Linked DNA regions of Homo sapiens: region 1 is linked to region 2. The links are chromatin loops, found by intact Hi-C in ENCODE. Cell type or tissue: mesothelial cell of epicardium. All regions are shown on one strand. Links, peaks and the distances in the headings refer to the core of each region. The heading gives the core; the rest is flanking DNA.

The links. Hi-C counts contacts between places; a loop is a spot of excess contacts. Peaks named below come from ENCODE experiments on the same cell type or tissue, not always from the same donor. Only the 100,000 strongest peaks of a DNase experiment are listed, where the experiment ranks them.
Region 1: a loop joins it to region 2, with 8 times the contacts of the local background. A loop is called at or near these places in 14 of 110 quality-filtered maps.

What each region holds. Positions count from the first base shown.
Region 1 is chr11:9,522,528-9,534,530 of GRCh38, forward strand. ZNF143 (zinc finger protein 143) reads left to right here. Exons shown (of 16, transcript NM_003442.6): 15 at 2,713-2,859; 16 at 5,003-5,997. The coding sequence ends at 5,086. Among named protein-coding and RNA genes, the nearest start is that of WEE1, 45 kb to the right of the region's middle. RefSeq lists an enhancer at 7,129-7,855. In mesothelial cell of epicardium, for the core only: no CTCF peak of the experiment used is centred there; DNase peaks (open chromatin) are centred at 6,330, 6,934, 7,691 and 7,932.
Region 2 is chr11:9,758,898-9,770,900 of GRCh38, forward strand. The region is part of intron 1 of SBF2-AS1 (SBF2 antisense RNA 1); the gene reads left to right. It overlaps LINC02709 (long intergenic non-protein coding RNA 2709), which reads right to left and starts at 636. Exons shown (of 3, transcript NR_033972.1): 1 at 532-636. RefSeq lists enhancers at 4,772-5,272, 6,181-7,004. In mesothelial cell of epicardium, for the core only: no CTCF peak of the experiment used is centred there; a DNase peak (open chromatin) is centred at 6,944.

The DNA of each region.
Region 1 (12,003 bases), core at 1,985-9,984, 240 kb before region 2:
TTGTTGCCCAGGCCGGAGTGCAATGGCACGCTCTCGGCTCACTGCAACCTCCGCCTCCCGGGTTCAAGCGATTCTCCTGCCTCAGCCTCCCAAGTAGCTGGGATTACAAGCACCGGCCACCACACCTGGCTAATTTTTGTAATTTTAGTAGAGACGGGGTCTCACCATGTTGGTCAGGCTGGTCTCGAACTGCTGACCTCAGGTGATCCACCCGCCTTGGCCTCCCAGAGTGTTGGGATTACAGGTGTGAGCCACCACACCTGGCCTATTTGGGGTTTTTAACAATCTTTCTCAAGGTTCTTCAGATGGAGAATGTATATTAATTTGTCTTTGACCTGGTTCTCCTCCCTCAGCCTCCCGAGTAGCTGGGACTACAGGCACCCGCCACCATGCCCAGCTAATTTTTTGTATTTTTTTTTTTAGTAGAGGTGGGGTTTCACCATGTTGGCCAGGCTGATCTCGAACTCCTGACCTCAGGTGATCCACCCACCTCGGCCTCCCAAAGTGCTAGGATTACAAGCGTGAGCCATCATGCCTGGCTAAGCAATTGTAATTTTTAAATTGCATTCTGGACCTTGTGGATGACACATTATAGAGATTCTGAATTTTGTTATCTTTCTCTGGAGAATATTGATTTTTTTTTTCTATTAGCTAGTTAAATTACGTGTTGTGGCTGGGTTTTGTACTTTGTTAAGGCAGGTCTGTTTCAGTGTTGCTATAAGGTCTTAGGGTGAATATTTAGTCCTGGGACGTAATCTTACCTCCTAACTTGGTAAGATTGAAACTTCAAATTCCGTCTCTCTTTGGTGAGTTGCACTGAAAGCTCTCCTTAGTTTCTCAGCCTTCTAGATGCTGCTTTGCCAGTCTTGTTGGAATGTTGTTGGAAACCGGAAATATTTGTGTTGAGGGGTCTTAAGGATTTGAGGCCGGGCGCGGTGGCTCACGCCTGTAATCCCAGCACTTTGGGAGGCTGAGGCGGGCGGATCACGAGGTCAGGAGATCGAGACCATCCTGGCTAACACGGTGAAACCCCGTGTCTACTAAAAAATACAAAAAATTAGCTGGGCGTGATGGCGGGCGCCTGTAGTCCCAGCTACTCGGGAGGCTGAGGCAGGAGAATGGCGTGAACCCGGGAGGCGGAGCTTGCAGTGAGCCAAGACGGCGCCACTGCACTCCAGCCTGGGCGACAAAGTGAGACTCCGTCTCAAAAAATATATAATAATAATAATTATTATTCTGGCTGGGCGCGGGGGCTCACGTCTGTAATCCCAGCGCTTTGGGAGGCCGAGGCGGGTGGATCGCCTGAGGTCAGGAGTTCGAGACCAGCCTGACCAACTTGGAGAAACCCTGTTTCTACTAAAAATACAAAAATTAGCCGAGTGAGGTGCCGCATGCCTGTAATCCCAGCTACTCGGGAGGCTGAGGCAGAAGAATCGCTTGAACCTGGGAGGCAGAGTTTGCAGTGAGCTGAGATCAAGCCATTGCATTCCAGCTTGGGCGACAGAGCGAGACTACCTCAAAAAAAAAAAAAAAAAAAAGGATTTGAGGACAGTTTATACAAAGATTTGGGGGCTTCCCACTCAAATTCTTTGCTTTCTGGGCTATTCTTCTCTGTACTGCTATTCTGGCAGCCCTGGACTCCATTATCTTTAACCTTAAGTTGCCCCAGGCTGCTCAAACTGGGTAGTGCCCTCAGTGTGAAATCTATTTAAACACAGATATAACACAGTGTGACTCCCTTCTTTTGAGAATCCCCTCTAGTTTCTTCCTGCTTGTCATTGCTCCTCAAAGCCTTCATATAGTTGCTTTTTCATATTTTTGTCAAGGGTTTATAATTGTTATCTGCAGGAAGGTTAGCCCAATATAAGCTACTTAGACATTGCTGGAATGAAATCTGTTTTTCTTATAGAATTAGGGAACATTATTGGGATTGATCCAAGCTAAATATCTATTAGCTTAAAATGTAGCATTTTTAGTGGATGAATAGCCAAGTAAAACAGCAGTTTTCATTTTTAATCTATTCTTTCTCTGAATTTGGCTGAGTAAAATTTTAGAATATCATCTAACAGAAATAGTTAATTGCCATTTTCCATGTTATCTGCATTTTTTTAAAAAGTTGTACTTGTGGTATAAGAGCCACAAAAGCCCTTTTAATCCTCCTGGCTAGATGCTGCAAGAGGAGTATGGGAAGATTCCATGGAGTCTAAAATGGGAAATGAGTATGAGATGAGATGCTGTTTGTCAGTAGTACCACTGGTCCTTTCAGTTTTCCTAGTTAAATGGAAATCTAATTTTAAATACGACAAGTAAAGAGGAAAAAAATCATTTATTTTCTCCTATGAGCCAATCTCAGGAAAAAAAAATGGACATTTGAGGTGCAAATTAGTCCACATACATAACTTCCCAAGCAGTCACTTAGGGGTAATAGAATCTAGGTACAGCCACATCTCCCTGGCTAATGGGGCCTGGCATAGCAGATCCATTTCTCCAGTGTTCTCTACCCTATTTTGCCGTTGGCTCACTTCATAACCTTAGATAATGAGCCTCAACTTCCTCAAATAAACCTCCTTTCAATATAGGCTTTGACAAGTCTATGGTCAGAGGAGTTTTTCCTTTTCAATTTGAAGAAATCCATTGTATTAAGTGGACTTTAACCTATTTAAATCGCAGGTTTAATTCTTTATGTGTATGGTTTGTTTTGTTTTGCTTAAGGTTGCAATTGTAGCTCAAGACTTGGCAGCATTCCATACTGCCTCATCAGAAATGGGGCACCAGCAGCATAGCCATCACTTAGTAACCACAGAAACCAGACCTCTGACCTTAGTAGCAACATCCAATGGCACCCAGATTGCAGTTCAGGTGAGTACCAAGGCATACTGTCCTCAGTCGACAGCAGTGCTGCTCATAGCTTTCAACTTTGTACACTGTGCTTCGTGTATAACCTTTACAGGAGGCAAGGTGTAGAATAATCTCTATCACCTAGCCTACTTTAAGGAAATCGGTGTATTTGAGGTGGACTCAAAAAGACCAGCACTTTGTTCTCTACCCATCTTTGCATATTCTAGGGGAATTTATAGCAAGAAAAAAAACCTTCAGGTATATATCCCTGTGTGCACCCACCCAGGCATCTTTACTCTCAAAATAAAAGTCTAATTAGGCAGGGGTCTGTAAAGCACTTAAGAGCTACTCCTTAGAGAAAAACCTAGTGGAAACACAAATCCTAAATAAGTCCTCTGAGAATCCTTGCACAGCCCCCATTTTAAAGTGGGGAATGTCAGAAGACTTAGAAGGAATCATTCTCTGGGAAGCAGAGAATTTAGAATCTTAGGTGCAGCCGGGCATGGTGGCTCATCCCTATAATCCTAGCACTTTGGGAGGCTGAGACAGGTAGGTAGCTTGAGCTTAGGAATTAGAGACCAGCCTGGGCAACATGGTGAAAACCATCACTACAAAAAACACAAAAATTAGCTGGGTGTGGTGACGGCTGCCTGTAGTGCCCAGCTACTTGGGGGGTGCTGAGGCAGGAGGATTACTTGTACCCAGGAGATTTGAGGCTGCAGTGAGCCAAGATTGTGCCACTGCACTCCCGCCTGGGTAACAAATGAGACCCCATCTCAAAAAATAAGAGACCAGCCCAGGCAACATGACGAAACCCCATCTCTACAAAAATACAAAAATTAGCCAGGTGTGGTGGTGTGCACCTGTAGTCCCAGCTACTCAGGTGGCTGAGGTGGAAGGATCACTTGAGCAAGGGAGGTTGAGGCTGCAGTGAGCCAAGATCGCACCACTGTACTCCAGCCTGGGCAACAGAGCGAGACCCTGTCTCAAAAAAAAAATTAGAATGTAAAGTAAAATAGAATCCTAGGGGCTAGGTGCAGATTACCTGTCCTTAGGGAGATTTTTTTTCCGCCCACGTGTTTACTTGATAAAGAGTTAGAACACACTCCAGGAAATGTCAGCTGTTGGCTTTATGTAGTTTATGGGTATAGAAGCTAAAGGCTCAAGAAGCTCTCTTTTGTTGGCTGAGGTAAGCATCTTTTGTCTCTTGCATGTATGAATTTTTTTTTTTTTTAGTTTTTATTTATGTAAAAATAAATAGAGATGGGGTCTCACTATGTTGCTCAGGCTGGTCTTGAACTCCTGGGCTCAAGTGATCCTCCTGCCTCAGCCTCCCAAAGTGCTACGATTATAGTCATGAGCCACCATGGCCAGACTGTATGAAGATTTTATCAAAATCCCAAGTAAATTGCAGGCCAGGCACGGCAGGCTGGGAGTACAGGTGCACGCTGCCATGCGCAGCTAATTTTTGTTTTTTGAGACGGAGTCTCGCTCTGTCACCCAGGCTGGAGTGCAGTGGCACCATCTTGGCTCACTGCAAGCTCCGCCTCCTGGGTTCATGCCATTCTCCTCCCTCAGCCTCCCCAGTAGCTGGGACTACAGGCACCCATCACCACGCCCAGCAATTTTTTTTTTGTATTTTTTAGTAGAAATGAAATGGGGTTTCACTGTGTTAGCCAGGATGGTCTCAATCTCCTGACCTCGTGATCTGCCCGCCTCGGCCTCCCGAAGTGCTGAGATTACAGGCGTGAGCCACCGCGCCCAGCCAATTTTTGTATTTTTTTAGTAGAGATGGGGCGTTTTGCCATGTTGCTCAGGCTGGTCTCGAACTCCTGGGCTCAAGCAATCTGCCTGCCTCCACCTCCCAAAGTGTTGGGATTACAGGCATGGGCCACCATGCCCCGCTGAGACCTCATCATATCACCAGGCCTGGCTGCACATAGGATTTGAAATTCAAAAAAGAAAAAGAAATTGCATTGCATTATTCTCCCCTGCAGGAAATTGTTTTGTTCTCTTAATGTTTGAGTTAGCAGTAGTATTTTAACAATCCCAAGTGTCAGAATTACAGAGAGAAGTTTCACTTCTGGCATATAACATTTCTTTGGCATTTTCTTGACTGTGGCTTTTGAATTGTTAGCGTTTGATGTGTGTGTTCCTGTTTCAGCTTGGAGAACAGCCATCTCTGGAAGAAGCCATCAGAATAGCGTCTAGAATCCAACAAGGAGAAACGCCAGGGTTGGATGATTAATCCTCAGAACAATGGAGCAATAAAGCAGAAGGAGTCTTTCATCTTCTGGCAGCAGAAATCCATGAAGCCCGGGCCCAGGAAAATTAGAAGTTTTCCATTCCTGATACACTGTACACATTTTTATGCGAGAGTGGAGAACATTTTATTCTTGACACTTTTGTGTATATAACCCTTGGAATAGATTCTCAGAGTGATTCATTGTGTACAAGGAAGTATGAAATTAGGGCAATACAGTAAATTTTCATGTTACTCTTTTATCAGATCACAAACTCCTAGAGTCTACATGCAAGACTAGTAAAGTCTTATGGAGTCTTATGATGGATTTTTAACTTCCCGTGGAAAAAAAAATAAAGGCTGTATCTAAAATATCAAAGGTTCTATATGTCACACAATCGTAATTCCAAAAGCCATTATGGATAATAAAGGGTGTAAAGCCTTCAGATATTTCCCCAGTTAGTAGAGTGTCTGCGGTTTTTGTTCTACTATATGCTTGTCCATTTTTATTTGTATCTCATGGTTTGCAGACTGTTTGAATAATTTATAGTTTCCCATCCCTGTTAAAAACCAGCTCTTCAAGCTGAAATGCTAATTATATTGGCATTACATTGAATTATGTACAAAATTATAAAATTTGGTTATTTAAAATTAAAAAGTTAAATCCAGTGGTTTTGTTAAAGATTTTGCTTAGTATTCAATTTTTATTACTGTTTTTTAAAAATAATGAATCATCAAAGTTTAACCACAGGCTGGTGCCCGGGATAACAGTACTGTAATTGGAAATGGCTTTACTCTGAAAATTAGGTTAGTGGGTTGGTGTAAATTATTTATTTTTGCTTATGTACTTTTGTTTTAAAGCTTATTTACCCCAAAGTTTATTATTAATTTTGAATACAGCAATTTTTAAAATGTTACTTTTATATTTATTTATTTATCATATTGGTGGGGGGTTGGGGGGAAATGGTGCAGAAAATATCGCAAATGTAATGGAATGTAACCTAATACACATATTGAAAGGATGTTGTTTATCAAGTACAGAGTAAGTGCTTTTCCATATATTTTTATATATTCACAACAATTTTGTGAGACATATGGGATTTACTACCTCCGTTTTTTACATGAGGAAACCAAGAGTCCAGGAGGGAGGCTGACTGTCGTACCAGCCCTCACAGCTATGGAGAGGCAGGACCAAGACGAGAACCCAGACTTTCTGGCTCCAAGTCTAGTGTGTTTTCACTGCACCACAGTTACCTCCTCAAATGCTCATTTGTGGCAGAGATTATCAAGATGAACTTTGGTGATTTCTGATTGCCTAATGAATTGAGCAGTATAAAAACCATTTTCTAATGCTGGAAAATCAGCGTTCACCAAGGTCAAAAAAAAAAAAAAAAAGATGGTGTGTTCCGCAGCAGCCCCTCCTGCACTGTAGTTCAGCGAGCTTTATTTGCAGAGAGCTGAAATGTGGCTTTTTCATTTCAAGCTTTACAGTAGAAAGGGGAAAACGTTGTGCTGTTTGATTTTACATAAATGTTATCTTTGATCAGGTTCTATGATCTTGCTAAAAAGGATGGTGACTTACTTGAAATCGGAAGCCCTTCAGGGTTGGGCAGAACTTTTCCTGCAGAACCCTTTACAGATGCATAACATTAGCAAAAGCCCTAGTCAACCACCGATCGAGTCTTCATTCTTGACAGAGACACAGACCCACACAGAACTCCCCCCGGAAGCCCACTGAGGCTCAGAAAGGGGCTGTTGGGCGGGGTAGAAGACCAGAATCTGCAAAATCGCAGGCAGGGTGGCGCCCAGCCTCCCAGTGCTGGTCCTGGCTGCTGGCCAGGAGCTCCTCCCCACTGGGCCCAGCCAGGCTGCTGTACTTCCCAGGACCAAAAACCAAGCTGTCAGCCTCCCATGGCCCCTTAGATCTGACTTTGCTCAAATTCCAGGGTGTTTCTCTTTACTCCCAGCACCTTTGCCAGTTGGATTGGGCAGGGCTTAACCTGGACTGTTTTGGTTAGCCTGATTATCCCTCAGCTCAAAAGAAAATGACCTCTGGCACCCAGAGAAAAGGGCCTAGGGTCGCTGCTAGTTTAACCTGACCTGCCTTCTTGGGAATGGGGCCTCAGGAGCCTGGCAAGGTGGCCTGTTTCCTCCAGGGGAAGGGTGCAGTTGGTGTGCTGACAATTGCTAGGAAAGCTGCTATAGGGTCTCTTCACAGTGCAGGACATGGAAACGTCCAAGGTTGAAAAATCCCAAAAAGACACTTGAAATAAGAGTAAACGCTAGCAAACAGAACCAGGTGGGGCATAACCCTCTGGAATTTGATCCAGACAGTGCTCAAGGAAAACCTCTCCGTCCAAAAAAACCACCCTGCTTTGCCCCAGACAAAGCTTGAGGCCACTACAAAGAAAATGTGCCCTAGTCTGAACTCAAAAGAACTTAGAGTTAAGGGAGGGACGAGGCTTTCTTAATTCTCTAGAGGTGACAGCTGCCCAGAGAGCCAGATCTCTCCTTCCCCTCCTACCCACCCCCAGGCCTTCAGGGCAAACTAACTTTGTACAGTGTCTCTTGCTTGCTGCTTGCCTTCCCGTGTGACAGCCCTGGGGCTAGGTAAGCAACTTGGGAAACTGTGGTCTCAGTGCTGAAACTGACTGGACTCCATTTATCAACCCAAGGAGTTTACCGTCCAGTATTTCCTGGCTCAGATAAGATTATAGACTAGTCAACTATTGGTAGACCTCAGCAGCGAGCGAGGAGTGGGATGTGAAAAAGAAGGGGGCAGAGCTGAAGTCTAGTGTCGAAGAGGAAAAGGGAGCGTGTTGGAAGGGGAGAAAAGCTGCCTCAGCCTCCTGCATGATAAGCACTTTCTGTACCTAGGTTTCCTTCAGGGATGACGCTTTCAAGGAATACTCCAGCCAAATACTCCCCTTCTGCCTGAGGGACAGGACACGCCTGCATGGGCATGTGATCAGTACAGTTTGAACAAGAAAGTGCACTCAGAAGGGCCCTGGATTTGGGGTTTAATGGACTGTGGTTGCAGTCTTGAAATTCTTTTTGTTTATTTATTTTTGAGACAGGGTCTCGCTCTGTCACCTAGGCTTGAGTGCAGTGGCGTGGTCAGGGCTCACTGCAACCTCCTCCTGGGCCCCAGCTATCCTCTCACTTCAGCCTCCCAAGTAGCTGGGACCACAGGTGCTCACCACCATGCCCAGCTAATTTTTGTATTTTTGGTAGAGATAGGGTTTCACCATGTTGACCAAGCTGTTCTCAAACTCTTGAGCTCAAGTGATCCACCTCCCAAAGTACCGGAATTACAGGCATGAACCACTGCGCCCGCCCGGCTGCGGTCTTGATGTCTATCTTTGTGTGTGTTTTGTAAATGAAGTCTCATGCATCAACAAAGCATGTGCTGGGGGCTTAGCGCCTGAGCTTACACACAGCTCCACCGGCTGCTGCCTCCCTGGAAGTGCTCTCACCACCACTGCCCCACCTGGCCTCTCCCTCCTTGCCCTCACCCTGCAACTGCTGCCACCCTCTAACCTTGGCAGGAGTCTGATCCCAGTTCAGGGAGGGTTGGGGCGTGGTGGTGGCCATCCCCACTCCAGGCTGGCAGCACCACAGTGCTCCTGGTGGACAATCAGCCTTAGTTGAGCCTTGAAAGGGGCAAGACTTTTGCCCAGCCCTTTACTGACAGTGTCCCAGTTCTGAGTTTTAAAGACACTGGTAGCCCATTTGCTGTAGGCTGAGGTGGCAGGCCTGTGGGAAGGGGAGACACCTGGAGGAAAGGGAACCTGGAACCTGTCAGACCCAACAGAGCACCTGCCCACAGGCATCTGTGAGGTCCCCTGCCCTGGAGGCTTTCTCAGCAGGCTCTGTGCCTGGAGGAATCCTCTCTTCCTCCTTCCAACTTTCCTGAGCCTGGCTTGTGTTTGTTGTGCCTTTGAACCAGCAGGAGATAACCCTTCTGGGATGAACCACAAAATTCAAATTGTATAATTTCAGTGATTCCAAATATGAGATAAATATTCTGATATTCACATTTAAAATTGGCATTGTATGATATAAAAGTGGAGGGTAAAATGCATGCCAAAATTTTTAATTTGTCGTTTTTCTTTTCTTTTTTTGAGACAGAGTCTTGCTCTGTTGCTCAGGCTGGAGTGCAATGGCGCGATCTCGGCTCACTGTAACCTCCGCCTCCTGGATTCAAGTGATTCTCCCGCTTCAGCCTCCCGAGTAAGTGGGATTACAGGTACCCGCCATCATGCCCGGCTAATTTTTGGTATTTTTGTAGAGACAGGGTTTCACTATTTGACCAGGCTGGTCTCGAACTCCTGACCTCAGGTGATCCACCTGCCTCGGCCTCCCAAAGTGCTGGGATTACATGTGTGAGCCACTGAGCCCGTCCTGTAGTTTTTCTTAGAATGACATTAAGTAGCAAATAAGCACCATGACAAGTCAAGAGAAAGACTATAAAAGAAGGAAAAAGCTTATGTCTACCATTTTGTGTATGTAATAAAATATACATAAAATATACCATTTTAACTATTTTTGAGTGTGCAGTGGTACTTAGTCAACCCTCTGTATCCATCAGTTCCACATCCCTGGGTTCCACATCCATGGAGTCAACCAACCATGGATCGAAAATATTCAGGAAAAAGGCTGGTGTGGTGGCTGACACCTGTAATCCCAGCACTTTGGGAGACCTAGGCAGGAGGATCACTTGAGGCCAGAAGTTCAAGGCCAGCCTGGGCAACATAGTGAGACCCTGTCTCTACAAAAAAAAGAAAAAATATATTCAGGGAAAAAAAGACTAAGTTCCAAAAAGCAAGCCTTGAATTTGCAAGGTACCAAGTACTATGTTGAATTCATAAGAATGATGTGTAGGCATTGTATTGGGTATTATAAGTAATCTAGAGATGAATTAAAGTATGCAGGAGGATGTGTGTAGGTTATATGCAAATACTATACCATTTATTATCAGGGACTTGAGAATCCATGGATTTTGGTGTCCTTGATGAATCCTAGAACGAATCCCCCTCCAATACTGCAGGACAACTGTACATTCACATTGTTGTGCAACCATCACCACCATCCATCTCCAGAACTTTTTCATCTCCCCAAACTGAAATTGTACCCATTAAACAATAATTCCACATCCTTCCTCATTCCAGTTCCTGACAACCACCATTTTATTTTATTTTATTTTATTTTTATTTTTTTCAGACAGGGTCTTGCTCTGTCACCCAGGCTAGAGTACAGTGGCATGATCTCGGCTAGAGTACAGTGGCATGATCTCGGCTCACTGCAACCTCCCCCTCCTGGGTTCATGCGATTCTCCTGTCTCAGCCTCCCAAGTAGCTGGGACTACAGGCACGTGCCACCATGCCCGGCTAACTTTTGTATTTTTAATAGAGACGGGGTTTTGCCATGTTGGCCAGGCTAGTCTTGAACTCCTGACCTCAAGTGATCTGCTTGCCTTGGCCTCACAAAGTGCTAGGATTACAGGCGTGAGCCACCGTGCCCAGCCACCATTCTATTTTCTGTCTCTATAAATTTGACTGTTGTAGGCGCCTCATATTATATTTGTCTTTTTGTGTCTGGCTTTATGTGTACCTTTAAAAGCAAGTTTTTCCTGTCTTTTGACCAAGAGGTTGCGTATTTTCATTTTTGCACGGAGCCGCACAGATTATGTAGCCTGTCCTGCTGAGGCGTGCGCTTCTATTAGCCCTTCTGTTTTTGCTGCAGATGTGTGACCTGTGTTTTGGGAATATATTATCTCTTGTTAGATTATGGGCTCCTTTAAGACAGCTGGGGATTTAAATTTCCCGGTAACTCCTGGAGGTCTTGCAGAGTAGCAGGGCACCTCTAGCTGTTCCCTCCAGTTCCAAACTCACGTGGCTTGAGATGTACAGAGAGATTCCTCAATTCTCCATGCAGGAGTTTCGTTTTGCTTCTAGAGCACGGCTAAACTGCAAGGACAGAAAATCTTGCTGAGAATGAAGAATGCTCAAAATTCAGGATAATTGCATGAATAGTTAAAATTGCCTGGCAAAAGCTTTTTCTGCTCACTTTTCTGCATTCAGACTGTGAAACAAAAATAGAATCTTGGGACCTCAAATTCACTAGGCCAAAGCTTGGGAACTGAGTCATGCAAACAAAAAAGCAAAAATAAAACAAAAATACGGCCTTTCTTTTGTTCCCAAAGAGCTGTAATTTCACATGCTCACCTTATCTTATAAAAAATGTAGATTGACTGAGCATGAGACTAATGCATAATTGACTTTTCCTCTACCCCTTTCTTTTTACATGTAAAACATAGACTCACTGAACTCTAACCGGAGCCTCACAAGAATGTAACCACTTGCCTCATTGCCTACCCACCCTCCTTTTTTTTTTTTCCCTTCCCCTCCTGCTTGCCCTTTCCTCTGTGAAAGGAAAATAAAAACTTGGGACCCTAATTTCACTATGCCAAAAGAAAAATATTAAGCTGAAAGCTGAATTATCCAAGAAGTTACTTTTCCTTTTGTTCCTAAGCAAGTAGCTACAGATAAAAAGTTAAGTATCTCCACAGAGCTACTCTATGTTCACCTTAGCTGCTACAAAGATGAATATATAATTGACTATTCCCCTACCTGCTCCTTTTCTCTTGCAACATGTGGATTCAGTCATGTGACCATACCCTCCGTCTTTCCCCTCCAGCCTGCTTTTCCCACTTTTAAATATTGAAGCCCTCAAAACCATATTTGGAGAAAGGCACAGACCTGTCTCCCAAGTGCACGTCCTTAACGCTGGCAACATAAATTTCTAAATTAATTGTTACCTATCTCAGATACTTTTTGGTTTACACCTCTTGAAATATTGAAGTTCCCCAAATCCTCTTTGGAAAAACACGGGTCACAGATCGTATTGTGACTTGGGTTTCT
Region 2 (12,003 bases), core at 2,544-10,543:
CTGGTTGGGATGAGGGCGGGCAGGCGGCCCACAAGCAGGGGCCTGTTTCCTGACTCGTTTGACCCTGGCTGTCCCTGCGGAGGCCCCAGCAGACCCAGCAAGGTCATCTAGGGCGAAATTCCAGTCTGAGCCCTGAGCAGTGACTTAAGTTTTCCCGATAAGGCTCAAGAAGGGACACAGATTGTCCTCCCCACACCCCGCACTCTGTCAGCACCTCCACTCTGGTGAAGCCTCTGCTGCAGACAGCCCGGCTCGAGAAGAGACAAAGATAGACTTGGGACAGATAAGGACAGAGACAGCCAGGGAGAGAGGGGCAAGGAGCTCAGAGGTGAAGATGGGGCCGCGCCGATGGGGAGGCAGCGGGTCTGCGGCCGCCGAGATGGGAAGTGGGCCCTGGAGCGGGCTTGCCGAGCCTACGACCGGGGCTGGGATGTTGGAGGAAGACGCGGTCATGAGGGCTGAAAAAGAAGGGGTTTTTGGTATGGTAGAAAAATGGATTGGGCTGGCAGCTCGAAGGCCACAGCCCTGTACCTCTGGGCCTGGTCTCGTGTGTGCACCTGGGACCGGTGGGTGAGGGGTGATGTAGAGTCAATGAGGGACGAGCTCGCTGAGTCTCCAGGAGGCAGGAGTGGAGAGGGCGAGGGAGGGAGGGTAGGACCTGTATACCTACGGTGGAGGGGGCAGGCGGGGGACAGATGCTGCTGGGCCAAGACTACTGAGTCTCTCCTGCCTGCTGGAGGTCCCTAGCTCAGGACTTATTCCATGCACACTCTGATAGAATATTTACGCCCAACACTAACTGTTTGGCTTGGCAAATAAGCAAAGCCATAAAGTCACAGCTGGCCTGTAGGCTCCCAGTCACCATGTGCAGCTGAGTCACAACCACTTCCCCCACCCCCTGGGGAGCAAGCGCCTATGCTCATGCCTGCACTCAGACACATATCCACACAGATACCCACAGATGCCGCGTGCCACTGAGTCATAGCTACCTCCTCAGAGAGCACGTGCCTGCATGTACTTGCACACAGGTCCCCACAGATGCCATATACACCTGAGTGTGAGTCATCATCACCACTGAACCCTGAGGGAGGGCACCCAGAGTGTGTTCTGCCATCCTTGCTTAGAGATACCCATATACACACATATACAGATATGTGCCCACCACACATCCTGTTGTACCTGCTGCATCATACCAGCAGATCAATAAATGTTTGTGGAATGAATGAATGAGTAAACAAATGAATGAACTAACAAGTGAAAACGTGAGTGACAACCACACTGCGTGGATACTCAGTAAAATTGGTTGGGGCAGCCCTGCGGGGTGGGTCCCAAGCTCTGTGTCCAGAAGGAGTTGTCTTGCTCCAAATATATCCTCTGTGGGCGGGCAGGGAGCCAGGGCTGCCTCCCAGACCCTGACTTCACTGGGCCGGAGGCCCAACCTCTGAGGAGTTGAAGAAAATTAACAAAGAAGAGGCCCTGGCTTTCTGTAGCCAAGGCTGAGCTGTGAGATGAGTTGGTGGGGGCATGTGTACTCTGGAAATACCACTTACTCAGAGACCTGAGATGCAGGACAGAGTGCTCTGCTGAAGGGCCCAGAGAGGACTGGTTCTGGATTGGGCTTCTTGGGAACTCTGCCCCAAATGTGCAGAATGTGCAGGAGGCCTGGTTCCACTTGAGATCTGGGGCAAATACAGTGCTTGGGCTGAGCTGGTGATTGCAAAACTGAGGCCCCCTATTAGACAGTTTTCCATCTAGGCCTGCCCTTCTGGCTTGGGCTTGTTCCCAGAGCTGCTTTCCTGTCTCTCCCTTGAATCTTCTTTTCTGAAGCCCCTGTGTCTCTGCCCTAATTCATCATCTGGAATATTTTAATATTACCCCAACTGGTCTTCCCGCCTTTAGACAGTAAGACCTATCTATCTTGCTTATAGCTGTCAGAGTTATTTTTCTAAAATACAGGTCCAACTATATAACTTTCCTGTTCAAAATCCTTCCATAGCTTCCCACTTTTCAGCATTAAAGTTGGATGGCCTCAGCCCTGTGATGAGATCCTTCATGACCTTACTCCCCTCTACCTGGAGGTTATGAAAGGGTAACATGTGGATGGATAGTTGTTGGTTATATGGATCGATGGGTGATGGGTGGACTCTAGGATAATGGATGCTTATAGGGATGAATGGACTAGTGGACTGATCTGTAGACAGATGATTAGAAGTATAAATGATCAGTCAGGCACGTTGGCTCATGCCTGTAATCCCAGCACTTTGGGAGGCCGAGGCAGGCTGATCACCTGAGGTCAGGAGTTTGAGACCAGCCTGACCAACATGGTGAAACCCCGTCTCTACTAAAAATACAAAATTAGCCAGGTGTGGTGGTGCATGCCTGTAATCCCACTTACTTAGGAGGCTGAGGCAGGAGAATCGCTTGAACCCAGGAGACAGAGGTTGCAGTGAGCTGAGATTGCACTATTGTACTCCAGCCTGGGCAACAAGAGTGAAACTGTCTCAAAAAAAAAAAAAAAAAAAAAAAAAGAAGTATAAATGATTAGGAGGGCATGTAGGGTTGGAGAGATGGGTGGATGGATGGTTGGAAGGATACTGCTCAAGTCAAGGTTGTTTTTGTTGCAAGGAACAAAGAAAACTCCAAATGTTTTCAAGAATGAGGAGTACAATTGTGAGAATACAGTGGACAACCTTGCAGAGAGCACTGACATTCAGGCCTCATGAAGATTGGAACTGGAAAGTCAGGAACGGTGGCTCTTCTCTCCGTCTCCCGAGGACCTCAAGGTTCCTCTCTTTCTCACATTTCTCTGTACTCATTCCTGTCTCAGCAGGCTCCCTCTGCTCGATTTTCTTGCTCATGGTCTACTCTCAGCCACTCTTACTCATTCCTTCTACAAGTTTTTACCAAGTGCTTATTTATGTGACTGTTTGTACCTCAACAAAGCTCCTACGTGTTGAAAAATAGCAAGCAAAACAAAGTTGCTGCATTTATGAAGCATACTTTCTAATGAGGAGAGAGAGACAGTAGGCAGTTACATGTGTGCTGACGTTAAATGCTATGGAAAAAATAAAGCAGGGAGCAGTTTGGGGAGGGGTTGGGTTTCTGCTGCATATAGGATACTCAGAGGGGGTGTCCCTGATATGGTCATATTTGAGCAGAGATCTGAAGAAATTGAGGGGGTGAGCCGTGAAGATATCTGGGGGAAGAATGCTCTAGGAAGAGGGCGTGGCAAGTGCAGTGGTCCTGAGGTGGGAACTGTGTGGCACTGTGTGAGGAACATCAGTGAGGCTGGTGTGGCTGATGTTGTGTGAACATGGGGAGGATGGTGGAAGATGAGGTCAGACGGGTAGCAGAGGACAGATCATGAATTGTGTTACAAGCCATTGTGAGGACTTAGACTTTTACTCCAAGAAGGAGGGGAGGCATTAGAGGATATTCAACAGAGAAATGACATGATCTTAGATTTTAAAAAGGACCTCTCTGGCTGCCGTGATGAGAATAGACTGAAAGGGACAAGGTGGGAAAGGGAGACAGACAGGGAGACCACTTAGGAGGCAACTGCAGAAATCCAGGTGAGAGATGTTGGTGGCTTGGACCAGGGTGGCAGTGGTGAGGGCAGTGATAAGTGGTCCAGTTTAGGACGTATTTTGAAGGTAATCAGGATTTGCTGATGGATGGGATATGGGTGCGACCTCCCTCTGGTGAGGTGGCCCTGCTCAAATCAGCTGTGGACAAGGAGGATACGTGGTATAGTGTGGCTGTCTAGCTCCACCCTCCAGCAGAGGCAGCTTGACATTTGTCTTGGATAATGAGGGCTAAATGCAGGGTTGAGAGTCACGCCCAGCAGCAAAGCTGTTTCTGTCTGAACTGTAAGGTCACTCTAAATCCCACTCTTTCAAGGCAGGTATATTCAGCAGGCTTAATTGAAAACTGGAACATAGCTTACCATTGTTAGGATAGAACTGGAGCTTGAAGTGACCTGACTTCTCAGTGAGACCAAACATTCACACTCTCCAAGGAAGAAAATGAAGGAAGAGAATGTTTATGACTGGCTAAGTCTGTCACCATCCAGTACAGAGAACCTCATTTGGGCAGAGTTTTATGGCAAGCTATTGAAGTTATATATGTACGCATATGTCTGACAGATCTATATCTATAGAATATATCATATATGTGTGTAATACATAAGCTACTATATATATATGTGTGTGTATATATGTTAAGATTATACACATACAAACACAGTTGCCTTTAGTTGAGGAACCCCAAGAACCTGCCCCTTGTCCAGTCAGGGTTGCTGCCCAGAGAAATAGAACTGATTTCACTTAATACACATGATATGATCCTGAAACTTTAAGCAGAAAGAAATGTTTGTGTCCATTTTCCTTAGAAAGGGGAGGTGGGTATGGTGGGTACCAGAACTTAGACATTCCTTTGTATTATAAATGAGTTGTGAGGATAGTGAGTAGATGTATGTAACATAAATAAAGGAATGTTTAGGATGATGACTATTTAGGCTGATGATAGACTAGACTACATCAGATTAGATAGATAGGCACAGGTGGCTGGACAGAATGTGAACATGGATTGTTGATAGCTAGTTCTCTGTGAGCCAGGAAGCAGACCCTCACCAGACACCAGATCTGTTAGTGCCTTAATTTTGGACTTTCCAACCTTCAGAACGGCAAGAAATACATTTCTGTTGATTATAAGCCACCCAGTCTGTGGATGTCCTGTTGTAGCAGCTCAGACTGACTAAGACAGATGGTTGAATTACATTGAGAAATGGACAGTTGGATGATGGCTGTTTAGATTGGTGGATGTGTGAATTTTAGGTTACTGGATGGACAGCAAATGGAGGGATGAACAGCTTGATACCTTATAGAAGTGGTGCCTCAAAGTCACTTGGAAACTTTGTTACACACAGACTGCTGGACCCTACTGCCAGAGTTTTCGATTTGATAGATCTGTGGTGGGGCCTCAGAGTTTGCATTTCCAACAAGTTTCTAGGTAATGCTGATACTCCTAGTCTAGAGGCCGTCCTCTGAGAACCACTGCCCTGTGGTATGCCTGGAAGTGTCCCATGCCAGTAGAGCCAAAATGGCCTTGCCAAGCTGGAATGGAGGAATCTGGGGACCCTGGACTTAGGGATGTCATCCAGCAGGGCTCCAGGCATCCTGTCACTGGCAATGGGCTTAATGTCCACAATAGGCCTAGAGGCCCATGGCTCTTCTTCCAGGGATGTAGCACCCTTGTTTAGGACATCATGGCCCACCATGGTCTGTCCAGTCATCTCTAACCCCTGCCATCCTCAACTAGGGTTGAATAAGATCCATAAGGTACATGTACTTGGCCATCCAAGGGCGCTGGCCTTGGCTGTGGGGCATATAGAGCACTCAGAGGCAGTGCCACAGCCAGCCTAGTGCCCAGGAGCCAGCTTCAAAGGATTAGAGATGTTCCCTCTGAGCCCTACCCTGCTGAGGGGCCCTGGCAAGCCCTCCTGGTTTGTCAAAAACACTTTTATGTTTGTTGTCCCTGTTTTCTCAGGCATTGTCAACCTCTCATCTGAACAGGATTCTGCTTATCAACATTTAAACATGCTTGAATCTCACTTACCTTAAAAAACAACAAAAGCCCCTTTCTTTGACTCCATGTCTTACTGCAGCTACTGCCCCACCCTCCTCTCAACCATGGTCAAACATCTCCAGAGCACTGTCTCTTTCCTCACACCTCACATGCCTCCTGTCCATGACAGCCTGGCCTCTACCTGCCTCACTTCACCGAAACAGCACTCCCTAAAATCACTGGTGAGGTGACCTTCAGGACACTAAATCCAAAGTGCATTTTTCATTCTACTCTTCTTTTAGATTTTCCAGCAGCATCCAAACATTCTCTTGCTTCTGGAAACACTCTTCTCCATTCATTGCAAGGCACAACAATGCTCTTTCTCTGTTCACCCTCTATTCCAGGTTTATCCTCCTTTACCTGGCCATTGAATATTAGTGTCCTTAAGACACAGGCTGGGCTCTTTTCTTACTTAATACTCTTCCTTCTTGGCAGTTTTATCCATGTCCTCAAGCTACCATCTACTTTTCTCCCTCCCAAATAAGTATCTTCAGCTTATTCACCTCTTGATATCCAAGTGCTCAGCCTCTTCACTGGGACATCTCAAAGGCACCTCAGCCTCTAACTAAGGCCAAACAGGATATTTTCCCCTCCTCCACCCAACCCTGGTCATCCTTTGGTGTTCACCATCTCAGGGAAAGATACCACCATCCGTTCAGCTGGGTAACTCAGAAACCTAGCAGGTCCTTTGACACCTGTGTCCCCCAGTCTTCATGGCCAAACCACCACCAGTATCTCTCCGTTTTCCTAAGTACCTCTTGAGTCTACAGTTTTCGTCATCTTCACTATCCCATCCTAGTCCAAACCATCTCTTCTCTGAACCATGACAGTTACCTCTGAAGTGGTCTCTCCACTGCCCCTCTTGTGTCCCTCCAACCCATTCTCCATGTTGCAGCCACTCTGCACGTGGGTTCCATCTGGCAGCTCAGAGATGGGGAGATGAATCGCCTGGGGGTAGGCCCTGCTCAGGGTCATGGCAGAGGCTGGGCCTCAGGCTTCCCTGCCCCACTCTCAGCCAGGGCCCTTTCCAGGACAGGAAGGCAGGCCCACACGTAGGCTGGAGGCCCCACTAGACACACAGCTCAGCCAGGCCTCCAGGGAATGGAGAAGAGGCTTTGAAATTTGCAGTATCAAGTTTCAGAAAACACAGGGTCAGGGTCAGCAGAGCAGCTGGTAGTGGGGAAGGCCAGGCCCAGCTAATTTCCTGTCAGAAGGGCCCAGAGGCTTCAGCCCCTCTCTGGGCTGGCCACAGGGGAGGAGATGCCGGGAATGGTTCACATTCTTCTGGCTGGGGCTGCACTGAACCTCAGGGGACCTGTGGGGAGTGAGGAGGTGGATCTGCTGAGGCCAGAGTTGGGGGCTTTCCGTAGGGACCAGGCATCTGTTGTTCAACTCTTAGGCTTGGATGAGGCCAGGGACTGCAGAGGAGATGCAAAAAGACCATTGCAGCTGTGGGAGCTGTAGGATAAATAAGCCTAACTTCATGTTTTACAGATGAGGAAATAGGCTCAGACAGGGCCAGATCCTCACCAGGATCCTGCATAGTATCTCATTCTAAGCCCTGAGCTCTCTGTTTCTAATTGCCCAGGTCTGGATTTCCTGGAAGGCCCAGCTATGGCTGAGCTGTGTGTCAGTGGGGGACATGCTGGCCTTGGCTCCTCCTGCTCACCTCCAGGCTAGGAGATGCACTTCTTAGGTGCTCTAGCTGTGGGGTGGGTGGCCACGGTATGGAGTGGGTATGAGAGGGCTAAGTTAGCTGTGGGCCCATCCCACCTCTCCTTGGAGTGCCCAAGCTCATTCTGCCCACAAAGAGAACTTTATGTCCTGGTCCAGTGTCTAAGAGGGTGAGGCAGTCCTGGCTTTGAATGGCCCTGTAAATGGCCTGGCCAGGCTGGGTGTGACGTAGAGGTCAGAGGTCCCCTGTACTCTTAATTCTGTGGTGCCAAGACTGGCCTGGTTGACCTGTCAGGACTGGGGAGAAGAGCACAGGATGCAGTTAGACAAGCCTGGGTTCAAATCCCAGTTCCATCAGGCACTGCTGTGTGGCCTTGGAGAAGGTCGTTTAACCTCCTGAAATCATGGACTCCTCGGCTGTTAAAATGGGGAGGGGCTACTTAACTTCTTTCTCTAAGCCCAGACGTGTGATCGGTGTGTGTGTATGTGACTTGGGGAACCCCTCCCGGATCCTGGAAGTGCTGCACATACCCTCACTACCAGCTGGGAAGCATATGCCTGCTCCTGAAGTCAGCACCAGGGCCTGGGTGCCCCCCACCTGGTCATCCTTTCTCTACTCCTGGCACTTGAGTCTGAGGCTGGGGCCATTCTTAGATGTCCCAGACATCAACCTGACAGTCTTCAAGTGCCCCTCTCCTCCTTTATCCCCTCTGTCTCCATCAGTTAGGCCCTACATCCTACAGATACCACCTCAGGCATGTCTCTGGAGCTCCCACGTCTATCCAGCCCAACTGCCTTCTCAGGTTGGGATAATTACAGCAGCTGCTCACTGGCCTGCCTCCCTCCCAGTCCCCCTTCGCCATCCTCACCAGGGAGATCTTTCTAAAATACATGTCACAAACCTGACTTAACTTCTTTTCCTTGCTCCTCGTGATTTCACCTTTGCCCAGTGATCTTATCCTTTAATACTCGGCCTAAATGTCATTTACTCAGGAAGTCCTCTCTTACCCCAAGGCTGGGCTATGAGCTCCTCCCATCTTTCTGCAGGCTCCTACTTGCTCTCACCCTATCATAGCTCTGGTTACACCAGAAATCATATCTTGGATAGTAGGTTATTTTATTTGGGGTCCAGAGTATCCAGGAGCAGGCATTAGCACAGAAGAAGCATCAATAAATGTATGTTGAATGAAAGAAAATGGACAGACAAGTGCATGGGAAGATGGACACACTGGTTTTGGGTGACCAGCTCATTCATAATAGGTTCCATCATACAGCTGTGAGGGGAGAGACTGAGATTTGGGAGAACATGTGCATGGTCAGGGCTTACCCTGACACCGCACATACTAAAATGCTGGGCAGGTAAATAATAACCAGTTGCCCCCCAACTGGTGAGTCTCAGCCTCCCAGTGTACCTCCTGCTCAGGTGAAGGCTAGTGATGGAGCCGTGGTAGACAAGCCCTATCCCCACCTGCTAAATTCAGCTGCCCTCAGGAAATATGCTGTTAAGAGATGACAGAGATGATATGGTTTGGCTGTGTCCCCGCCCAAATCTCATCTTGAATTGTAGTTCCTATAATGCCCACATGTCGTGGGAGGGACCCAGTGGGAGGTAATTTAATCATGGGGGCAGTTACCCTCATGCTGTTCTTGTGATCCTGAGTTCTCACGAGATCTGATGGTTTTACAAGGGGCTTTTCCCCCTTTTGCTCAGCACTTCTTGTTGTTGCCACCATGTGAAGAAGGACATGTTTGCTTTCCCTTCCACCATAATTGTAAGTTTCCTGAGGCCTCCCCAGCCATGCTGAACTGTGAGTCAATTAAACCTCTTTCCTTTATAAATTACCCAGTCTTGGGTATGTCTTTATTAGCAGCATGAGATAGACTAATACAAGAGAGGTCACGAAAAACAGGTGGAATCCAGGCAGTGGGTGGGCCTACGTCAGAAAGAGTCTGCATGCGTAAGTGCCAGTATCACTAGGGTGTGTATATGTGAGAACATGTATGCCCTTGTTTGTGTTGCATGTGTGTGCACAGGATTATATGTTTGCATGTGTGAGTGTCCCTCTTGGCCTTGCAGCAGCTGCCTCTGCATATCACATTGCACCTATGCCCCTCTGCCTCATCTTATTCTCCCTAGGCCATCCCCCATCCAATTTGCTTGTTCTGAGCTCCTGCCCCCAGTATACAGCTGTTGTACGAATACGATGCAATTGCACAAATCACTGTGGTTCATTATATAGCCCTATTAGTTTCCTATTGCTATTGTAACAAATTACTACAAATTTAGCAGCTTAAAACAATACAGATTTATTCTTACTATTCTGGAGGCCAGAAGTCCAGAATGGTGTTACTGGGCTAAAATCAAGGTGTTGGCAGGGCTATGTTCATTTCTGGAGCTCTGAGGGAGAATCCATTTTCTTCCTTTTACTAGCTTCCAGAGGTTGCCACATTCTTGGCTCACATCTGTCCCCCTTCCATCTTCAAAGCCAGAAATGGCTCATTAAATCTTTCTCCTATTGAGTTTCCTATCGGGTCTTTCTCTGACATTTGCTTCTGCCTCCCACTTCCACTTATAAGGACCCTTGTGATGACATTGGACCGATCCAGGATAATGTCTTGGTCAGCAACCTTAATTTCATATGCAACCTTAATTCCCCTTTGCCATGTAAGATGACATATTCACAAGTTCCAGGGATTACAACATGGACATCTTCAGAGAAGTGGGGGATTATTCTGCTTACAGCAAATAGCCTGGGTCTACTTTAGGTTGTGAGTTCTTTGGGGGCTGAGCTGTACTGTATTCATCCAGAGATTCCTTGGGAGCAATTCAGTGCCCAGTATGCACCAGATGTTTATAATTTATTCAATATATTTGTTCCTTCCTTCCCTCTCTCTTTCACAGCGGTCCACCCCCATCATGGTCTGATAGCCCTCCCAACCTCTCTGGCCTCCCTGCCCATTGTCCCTCACAGGTGCTTCCCTTAGAAAGGAATGGTTCCATATCTGAAAATTAGCTTAGGTTTGAGAACCATTGACTAAAGAGCTGGCCAGCTCTCTAAGAGGAAGGACCTTGCAGAATTGCAGCAAGTATATGTCACAATGATTCCTTCATTTTTTTCCCCCAAAGGGACCTATGGCCATTTAGGTAATCATTCACTAGAGAAATGGGGATAACAAGACATTTTGAGGAGTAGCAGATGCAGAGTTTGAGTTAACATTAACACTTGGAGCCCAAAGCATCATCATGGCCCCTCTTTAAGAGGCCTTTTGGAGATCACTGTGATGTGATATGGCAGAAAAGTCTAGGGGCCTTCAGATGTCCAGTGTGTCAGCAAGAGAGGCCAATGCTGAGCCCCTGAAATGGCACTATTCCTTGAGACCAACTCATCACTTGGGGCAAGTCAACCGCATCAGGCCCTTTCAATTCTGGAAGGGCCAATGGTTCATCTCTACAGGGATAGAGACTTATTCTGGGCATGGGTTTGCCTTTCCTCACCACAGAGCCTTAGTTAGCGTCACTTTCCAGGGATGTACAGAATGCCTGATCCAAAGGCATGGAATTCCACACAGCACAGCACTTAACTGGGGGACAGTATGATAGCAAGGGTCCTATTGAACTATGTATGGTTTGCGGCTGCTGCAGGGCACTTGGGATTCTTCGTGCTCAGAAACCAGCAGACAAGAAGAGTCATCATACTGGCAGGGATAACTGACCCGGATCAACAGGAAGGGGCAAGGCTGCTTCTGGATAATGAGGGCAGGAGGAATGTGTGTGGAGCCCATGTGATCCACTGTGCACCTCCAGGTAGCCCCACTGTAATTGTGAAAGGATATGCAGCAACCCTGAGAAGGGTTTGATTATTTAGCATTTATCCCCTTCCCTCCCCCTCCTCTCACCCCCAGAATGAAGGTTTGGCTCACACCACCAGGTAAGCCACCAACATCTGAGGAGGTTGTTGAGGGTCGGGGGAATTCGGAATAGATAGTGGACGAGGGAGAGAATGAAGGCCAGTTATGGCTCCAAGATTAACTTCATTGGTAGGGGCCGTAGTTAGTCCCACAGACCTCCTGCTTTCTTCTGAGTTCCCCTTGGGAATAGAGGCCCAAGGGAAATGGGGAGGAACTTCTCCCTGAACCTGGTGGAGAGTAAAGATCTGTGTGGCACAAGGGGTAGACTGTGATGTTAACACTATAGTTGTAGTATATTTTAGACAGTTCAAATTATGACTCTTTTTTTAATTTTTATTTTTTTGAGACAGTCTCGCTCTGTCACCCAGGCTGGAGTACGGTGGCATGAACTCAGCTCATTGCAAACACCACCTCCTAGGTTCATGTGATTCTTGTGCCTCACCCTACCAAGTAGCTGGGACTACAGGCATACACCACCACACCTGGCTAATTTTTGTAATTTTGGCAGAGATGGGGTTTCACCATGTTGGCCAGCCTCTTTTCGAACTCCTGGCCCCAAGTGATCTACCTGCCTTGGCCTCCCAAAGTGCTGGGATTACAGGCATGAGCCACCACGTTAGACCATTTTAGCCCTGAATTTTCCTTGATATGATTTGTCCATTAGTATTTGTTGTTGTTGTTGTTGTTGTTGTTGTTGTTGTTGTTGTTTTTGAGACAGGGTCTCGCTCTGTTGCCCAGGCTGGAGTACAGTGGTGCAATCATGGTTCACTGCAACCTCAACCTCCTGGGCTCAAT